Linked DNA regions of Homo sapiens: region 2 is linked to region 1. Evidence: chromatin loops called from intact Hi-C (ENCODE). Cell type or tissue: mammary epithelial cell. All regions are shown on one strand. Links, peaks and the distances in the headings refer to the core of each region. The heading gives the core; the rest is flanking DNA.

Region 1 (4,398 bases), core at 218-4,217:
GCAGAGGTAAAAGTACAGTTGGCAACTGGTAAATTATTAACACTTTTCTACCAAGGATTTCCTTATTCCTTAGTATCTCTGTGATTAATAGATAGTCAATTTAAGAATTAGAAGATGTAAAACATAATAAACACATTTTGTAATCACGTATTGGAAAGAAATTAAGGAAACATTTTGTGCAACATTCAAGGGGTCAGGGGAACAAAGTACTAGAACTCTTGGAAACAGATTTCATATTTTTTTAAGAAATAATTCAAGGAGGCTTAAAGGGAATTATAAGAATGCAACTATTAATTAATGCATAATAAATAGTTGAATAAAGAATAAGTAATGCAACTACCTTTTACTTTCCTTGAATTTTAGTTTTTCTTCTTTTGGAAGCCTCTAATGGTTGTCATTCATTCATTTATTTATTCAGTATTTACTGAAAACCCACAATGTGCCAAGCAGGGGCTGCAGACACAATAGTGAATAGACAGACAGAGCCAGTCCTCACGGAGGCCATGAGCCCAGTGCAGATGGGCAGAGGCAGAACTGGGGATGGCCTGGTAGGGGGAATACATGAAAACCAATCAGTGCTAGGTGTCCTGGCAGGGGGAGCTTAACCCACAACCAGGGCACAGTGAGGGCTTCTGAGGGAAGGTTTAGCTGGGTGAAGGAGATGGAGGTGAGGGCAGAGAGGAGAGACGGGACATGTCCTAGGCAGAAGGAAGTGTGTGTGCTAAGCTTTGGGGGCAAATAGGAGTGACTTGTTCTGATGACTCGCTGGAAAGACTGTAGCTTCTACGAACCTTTGCTGAAGTAATAACCATTATTAGTGGAATAGTCACTGCTTTCAGGACTGTTTTTAGAGATTTCCAGTATAGCATCTCACTGAATCATCCTGACAACCCTAGCGGCATTAACCCAATTTATATATGAAGATGTGGCTCCACAGAAATAAGCCTCCTCCCAGGTTACACATGGGTGGCAGTTGTTGGGATGGGAACCTCTGTCTCTACGGCACCAAAGCTTGTGCTGTTTACAGAGTATGGCCTTGTGTAAGTTTTCCACTCTGAGCCCTGCAAGGAAATCTCGAATTTTAATTTTATTCTAGCTAATTTGGAGCTATCCAGTTTCGTAAACCTTGTCTTCGTTTGCCACCTGAGCACAAATTAGCTTAAGTGGGCTACTCTTGAGATGAGCCTGCAGAAATGTACTCCTGTTCATAATATGTCTCCAAGAGTAGAATTTTATGAATCCACATACATACCCAGCAAAGACTTCACTAAGTTTTTCTTTGCAAGGAATATTGAGCACGTATTAGAGCGATTAATTTAAAGGTGTATGTTGATCTTAAAACACTAATGTGGGAAGCGAAAGACCGTATTATATAAAGGAGATGCTGAGGTGGAAGCAAATGCTGTTCTTTTGCTTGGGCAACGGCTCAGGAAGAATGAAATGAATGAAATGCGGGCTGCCCTCTGGTGACTTTTCAGCAGAGAAGGCCAAGGGGGTGGGGATGAACTTTAAAACCTCATCTGATCTGTTTGTGGCCATATTCTGTGAACGGTGCTGATGTTTATAGGTCTGTTACTAGGCGGGAACTCTCCCTGAATCAGCAGAGTTAAGCCATGGGGTGATGTGAGAACACCAGTTCTTGGAAACCACCTTTCAGCAATCTTTCAACGGGAGGGCCCGCATGGACTCAGGCAGCACAGCCTTCCAATGCCAAAGACCAGGCCGTAGGGACCTAGTGGGAGAATGGAAGGACACCGATATCTTTGGCAGCAAAGTGCTTGTCTAAGTGGAAATGGCCTTTGGTGCCTGTTAGCCTGAGGTTGGCCAGGCACCTCTGTCCCTGGAGGGCGATATTGCAGAGTAAGCTGCAAGCCCTGGCTGGAGGACTCCGACAGGTGACAGGATGTAAGCTGATGCAGGAGCAGGGTGGTAGGTGAGGGGTGGTGGTGGGGGGTGGCTCGGAGAGCTGCCACGATGTCAGAGTCTGTCCTGTGAGCACGAGGTGCAGAGGACGGTGCTGACTGCCACAGGAGAGCAGAGGCAAGGCAGCCACTGAATGTTCCAGAATGGAGAGGAGGGAAAACGTTGTGTTTAAAACTTCTTGTGGGAAATGGCTACCCGGCACAGGCACAACTTCAAAAGCAGGATGGTAGAAATGGAAACCCGAGGGAGAGACTCCAAGGTTATTGAGGAAAAGAATCACAAGATGTTTTTCTCTGATCGTCTCTTTATTGTCCTCGTTCCTGGTTGAATTTTGAGCTGACCAGCAGAGCCTGAAGTCTGCCGATTGTCGTCTCTACGAAGCAGATGACTGAATACGGAGTTTGATAAATGCAAGAAGTCAAAGCCAACATCTGAAGAAATTTCAGCTGGGATGCTGATGCAATCTCTCTTAGACGAAATGCTTGCTTTGCTTCTATTTCATGCTCCTACCAAGCAGGTGAAATTCTAAGGATTTAGATACCATTACCCTAGAGATCCCAGAATAAAATTCGAGTATGAAATTACAGATGATCGCCACTGGGAGGCCCCAGTGATCTGCAAAATGAACTTTTCCTTCTGGATAAATAAGTGAAAATAAAAGAAATGATTTAAGCAAGTGAATTGAATTATAAAAGATGATATGCAAATGCATCAAAAGCGGCAAGGGGTAAATACACAACAATGTAATGTGATAAACGTGTGGTGTTGTCTTCTTTAATTAGACATTGTTTAAATTCCGCCCCTTGCCTGCGCACTATGCACACGTTATAAAATACATTCTCCAAGTAGAGGAGAAATGGGGGCTGGTTTCTAGTTCTTTGAACGCCGTACAGGTGTTCGTTGGTGTGTGGTGAGGCGGAAGGGGTGACGAGGGAGGAGAGGGAAGAGGATGCCAGTGTAAGGGAATGAAGACAGGGAGCAAGCAGAGAGGACACTGGGGTGGGAAGAGAGGTTTTGCTTCTTACAGCCTAAGAGGAAATGTCTGATCGGACTTGTCAGATTTCCATTTCTTGTAATCTAGTGGTTCTCAAACCTGAGGGTGCATCTGAATCACCTGGAGGTTTTGTCAAAACACAGGTTGCTGAACCCCAACTCCAGAGTTTCTGATTCAGTGATTTGGAATGCGGCCCAAAGATTTGTGTTTCTAAGTTCCTGGTGATGCTGATGCTCCTGGTCTGGGAACCAGACTTTGAGACACACTGTGTGGCTGTACACTACGTCTCCATCTTCAGAGATCATCATTTGAGACTGGGGCACGTTGGTACGAAAGGGAGATGCTTCCACCTACCTGCTCCACTGTGTCCTCCACTCATTTCATCTGCTGTGTCTGATGATTCACATCTCTAAAATGCACCTCTTTCTGGAAAGAACACCTCCCCAAGAGGCCTTCTATGAACCACCTGGGCAAATTCCTCTAGGCTCCATCCTTCCCAAGTTCTTGCAAGATTGCATGATACAGGCTACCATTTTTGCATGCACTTAATATTCTTTATGTGCCACGTATGCCCATTTGAGTCTAACACTTTAAGCATAGTTATAGTCTATGAAGTGAAGACGAAGTGAGAAAAATTGTGCAGAGCTTATTTGACAGCCAGAGACTAAGGGGATATTTCTTAAAATTATAGTTTGGGGACTTTGAATATGAGACGTGTGTCAGCTATTAAAGAACAGAGAGTGACAGTGTTTAATTTTATTGCTACAGTGTGTAATAGCTCCAAATTCAGACAGGCTCTTAATTAAAAATGTGCTCCTAGTACCAGAGATTGGATTCCCAACCTTTATATGGTCTTCAGAGGTATGATTCTGATATACACGAACAGTGACAATGTTGAGTGTGGGATTTATGGGGTACAGAGGAGTTTGTAAGGGATGGGGGAGCATGGTGGGGGAAGCTCAGTCAGAGTTTTTGATTTCATCATTGTAGGGGTGTACCTGGGCATGCACCTTGTTTTCACCCACCTTCACCACTTGCCGGATAAGCTAGAAGATGATTGGCATTGGTGAGATTTTTTTTTTTTTTTTTTTTTGAGATGGGGTCTCACTCCTACAGCCTTGACCTCCCAGGTCAAGTGATCCTTCCACTTCAGTCACCCCAGTAGTTGGGACTACAGGTGCGTGCCACTACACCTGGCTATTTTTTTGTATTTTTTTTGTAGAGATGGACTTTCACTATGTTGCCCAGGCTGGTCTCGAACTCCTGGGTTCAGGCAATCCACCCACCTTGGCCTCCCAAAGTGCTGGGATTACAGACATGGTCCACTATACCCAGCCTTGCTCGGTGAGTTTTTCTTTTCTTTTTTTTTTTTTTTTTTGGTCACAAGTGAAATATTCTGGCAGCAGTGGGGTATAGTATTTTTTCTCTTCAAATTTGGGATGAATTCAGGGCATATTCTTCCATGAAACTGGCATCATAAT
Region 2 (4,398 bases), core at 179-4,178, 430 kb after region 1:
CCCCAAAACACACACCAGAAGTGTGCACTCTTGAGAACAATGTCAGGGAGCCCCAACTATTTCACCTCACAGCTGTTTCAATCTTCCTAGCTCTGGAAGACATGTGAGCTGAGATGGTTTTAAGATGGCCCCAACCCAGCCACCATCTGACTCCAATAGCATGAGAGGCTTCTAAGGAGAACTTTCTTGATAAGTCCAGTCAACCTCACATTTGTAAGCAAAATAAATGATTTTTTAAATTGTTTAGTTATTGTTTTAAGTGATTTGTTATACAGCAGTAGATAACTGGAGCATTTTATTATGCAAAAACATTTAATTGGTTTTGTTTAAACCTCTCTCTTCTAGACTATGCCCACAGAAACCCTTGATATCTCCTTCAGAATGATTCTTAAATGTCTTGCCTTCAATGAACAAGCTTTTGACTTCTGAATGTGCCTTCTCTCCTAGCAGCATAGCTCCCCTTTTCTCCATTCTATTCCTTTCTCTTCCCCTCTTTCTTTCTTTGTAATGTTTTTTTCTTTCTGTTACAGAAGCCTCTAAATTTGAACAGAAGAGAGATTTTTTAAAAATTCCTTTCAGATATATAAAACCGAGGGACAAAAATTGGTATCACCTCAAAAAATCAGGACTTATGGATTCCAGTTTTTCCATTGACCATTTGAATCCACAATGACTCATCAGTGTACATTCATATATCAAGAATTGCCTACATATCACAAAAGTGTATTTTTTGACATCATGTCGGAGAAGATGTGGTTAAAATTCCTATTCAGACCCTGAATTCACTTAGGAGCTAAGTTAGGAGCACTTATGTCTTTCGTGCTTTGATTTTGTTATTTTTGTTTACAAATCATGATTTGCATTTGAGAATAATTCTGGTTGCACTTTTAAATGCAAGTAAATAACTTTTTTCTGTCTCAAAAGACAATAATCAGAAAACTATAGGATTTTAGGCAAAACAGATAGAATAACAACTTATGGTTGACTATTTGGAAATTTGTATGGGAGGAGGTCATTTTACCTTTCAGTTTTGTGGATGGCAGTGGAGTGGCACTTGCTTTGGTGGAGTGGACCAGTCGTTAGTGACCCCATCTGAAACTACGGGAACATCTTCAACTTCTGAGGCCATTGCATGTAATGATCTGTGTCCTTGAGCATTACTTGTAATTACAAGAGAAGAGACACCATCCTCTCAGTACTAAAAAATAGCACTGCAATTAACTGTAGACGAAAATCAATGCCTCTTCACTCTAGGGATATAGATCAGTAATTCTCTTCATAATTTCCCAATTCTTAGTACTATCCCTTTTCCTTTTACAGAAAAACAAAATCATAGAAGTAAAAATGGGAACTCCCCATTGAGCTGTCTCTTAACTCTTCTTAATCATTTGTCCATTCCAATCCTCTCCTTGCTTTTACTTAATACTAAGTGAGGTCTTGGTTCTTCAGCTGAAAGGTTTTTGTTTTGTTTGTTTTCCTTCCAGTTTTGCTTCATTACTGTTGGCGTGTCCATGGCTTTGAAAAATAAAATGTGCATAGGGTTTTCTAATAAAAATAAACTTTTCTTTATTCCTAAAGATGCTATAGATTCTTAATTACTACAAAGCCCGCTCCACAGACTTCAATGAAATAGTATAGGGAGTTGGTGAATAAGGTTCTTATCCTGCCCCAAGGCTCTTTTCATTGATGAAAATGATAATGTAAACTTTGTTAAGATTAACCCCTCAAAATCATCATATTGGATATTCTCTTTTACATATAAATTATTTACAGAATCCTAAACATTATGTATAATAATGCAGAAGGGATCCAGGATATCACCTTTTTGTTTTCATCCTCACATAACTCTGTGCATTTAAACCATAAAATATGCACAAATATCTCAGATGCATCACATATTCCATTTTTTTTTCTGTCTCCTCCTGGCATAGATGTCACCACCAGCTGAGTTTTGGTTGGCAGTCACTTGTTCCATCTTATGAGGAAGAGAGGTGTTGGTCATAAGACATGCATGTCTAGGCATTGTGGTATCTGGTGTCCACTTTTCTTTTGCAAAAATTAGCCTGGCCAGTGCTGATATCAGTTAAGCTTCAGCATTGAAAATTCAAAGCCTAAATGTCTGCTTGAGGAAAATACCTGCTCCAGAGAAATTTCCATATTCTTGGTATGATTATTATGTTTTTTCATCAGGAAGGAATAAGGGGTGACTCCTGATGCTGGCTGTATTAGTCAGCATGAGAAAGAGAGAAAGAAAGACATTTAGGAATTAGCAGATATGATTGTGGGGGCTGGCAAGCCTTAAATCTATAGGGCAGGCTGGCAGGCTGAAAATTCAGGGAAGAGTTTATGCTGCCATCTTGAGTTGGAATTCCACAGAGTAGCAGAGAGGAAACGCAGGCAGGGCTTCTATGTTGCAGTCTTGTGAAAGAGTCCTTGTACATCCAAGAACCTCAGTCTTTTCTCTTAAAGTCCTTAAACTGATTGAACTACTAGGAAGAATCATTTGCTTTACTCAAAGTCCACTGATTTAAATGTTAATCACATCTAAAAAAATGCCTTCACTGAGAAATCTAGACTGGGGTTTGACCAAATACTGACACCATAACCTAGCTAAGTTGACACAAAAAATTAACCATCACACTGGACTTTATATAGGGCTGTGTTTAAACCACCCTAGAGATATCTGTTCAGTCTTTAAAGTCTTTGCTGAGAAAGTGTGCCATAGACTTTCTTGAATTTCAAATTGAATGAAAATTCCTTTTTAAATATTTGTCTTAAAGTCTGTTTGTTTGTTTGTTTGTTTAAAGGCAGAGTCTCACTCTGTTGTCCAGGCTGGAGTGCTGTGGCTCAATCTCGGCTCACTGCAACCTCTGCCTCCAAGGTTCAAGCGATCCTCCTGCCACAGCCTCCCGAGTAGCTGGAATTACAGGGGTGCACCACCACACCTGGCTCATTTTGTATTTTTGGTAGAGATGACGTTTCACCACGTTGGCCAGGCTGGTCCTGAACTCCTGGCCTCAGGTGATCCTCCCGCCTCGGCCTTCCAAAGTGCTGGGATTACAGGCATGAGCCACCACACCCTGCCAAGTTTAATTTTTAAATCTACTGTCCTTACACTTTTCTGTAGTAGAAAAGGATACTAATTAGACTTCTTATATAATTCCTATTAAATTGATATGATTCTATAAACAACTTTTAAAATAATCCTCTAACAGATTATTTCTACATGATATGAACAGTCCCGCATGTGCCTTGTGATGTGGTTTTAAGCTCCTAGGTTTAGCTTGTTTTTTTAAAAGCAGTTTTTATTGTATAATTCACATTTCCTACAAATAATTCACTTAAAGTGAGTAAGTAAATGGCTCTTAGCATTTTCAAAGAGTTTTACAACCATCAATATCATCAATTTCGGGACATTTTCATCCCCCCAGAATGAAACCCTGTGCCCATTAGCAGTCACTCCATATTTCCTCTCAACTCTCCCTCTGCACCAGCCTGGGCCCCACGAACCTACTTTATGCATCTTTGAATTTGTATATAAATCTGGACATTTCATATAACTGGAATGGTGCAATGTGTGGCCCTTTCTGACTTGTCAAGGTTAGTTTTAAACTTTCAACTTTGTTAAGACCCACAAAATAGAAATGATTCCAGTAGAATGACTGAGAGCAGGTTAAAAAATTATTTTCAAAAATCCATTGGGCATTTATTTTTTTATTAGCTCCTCTCACCAAAAGTGAGTCACTTTGTTTACTTTTTAAAAATGTTTTAACAGAATCATGAGTTTGGTTCTTGTTTTGTGAATTCTGAATTAGGGCTTATTTTTCTGAAACAGACGTGGAACGTTTGCTCAGTTTTTCTCACAGTCCAGTCACTCTCTTCCTTGCAGCCTGGAGATGGTTTAAGGGGCCAACCACATCCTACCAGAAGCACCACCCACCCCGCGCACTCACTCCTGCATTCCTGACTCAGTTCCCAATCCTGCTCCCTTGTCAGCAGCGTCTAATATGCTCCCATTTCCACTTTACACTATTTAAATCACAATTTGTTTTAAATATAAAATTTGTCACCCAATTATCTTATTTTCTCCACATTGCTTTACTTTGCACTCGGTGTTCACACATATATATTATTCTCAAGTGATTGTCAAAAATTTTTGGTAAAATCTGGGATGTAGCTATAATTAATTGCTTTGTATACAAATGAAACGATAGTTTTCTTAACTGATATTCAGAAAAAATTATTTTTCATAACCGTGTAGCAATATCTTCCTATTAGATGTACATATTTAAAAACAAAATAGGGTGAATTATCATATAACCAATGATTTAATAACTGAAAAGTATGTGAAGGATATGTGTTAGGTGTAAACAATTACATTAAGAAATTACAACTAAA

What was found. A loop is a pair of places that touch in the nucleus more often than their neighbours do. Peaks named below come from ENCODE experiments on the same cell type or tissue, not always from the same donor. Only the 100,000 strongest peaks of a DNase experiment are listed, where the experiment ranks them.
Region 2: it touches region 1 in a loop (9-fold over the local background); 1 of 110 quality-filtered maps calls a loop at or near these places.

What each region holds. Positions count from the first base shown.
Region 1 is chr13:102,901,326-102,905,723 of GRCh38, forward strand. No RefSeq gene overlaps it. Among named protein-coding and RNA genes, the nearest start is that of ERCC5, 57 kb to the left of the region's middle. In mammary epithelial cell, for the core only: a CTCF peak has its summit at 2,528; a DNase peak (open chromatin) is centred at 3,166; H3K27ac peaks cover 1,196 bases.
Region 2 is chr13:103,326,742-103,331,139 of GRCh38, forward strand. No RefSeq gene overlaps it. Among named protein-coding and RNA genes, the nearest start is that of LINC01309, 96 kb to the right of the region's middle. In mammary epithelial cell, for the core only: a CTCF peak has its summit at 2,365 (motif pointing left); no DNase peak of the experiment used is centred there.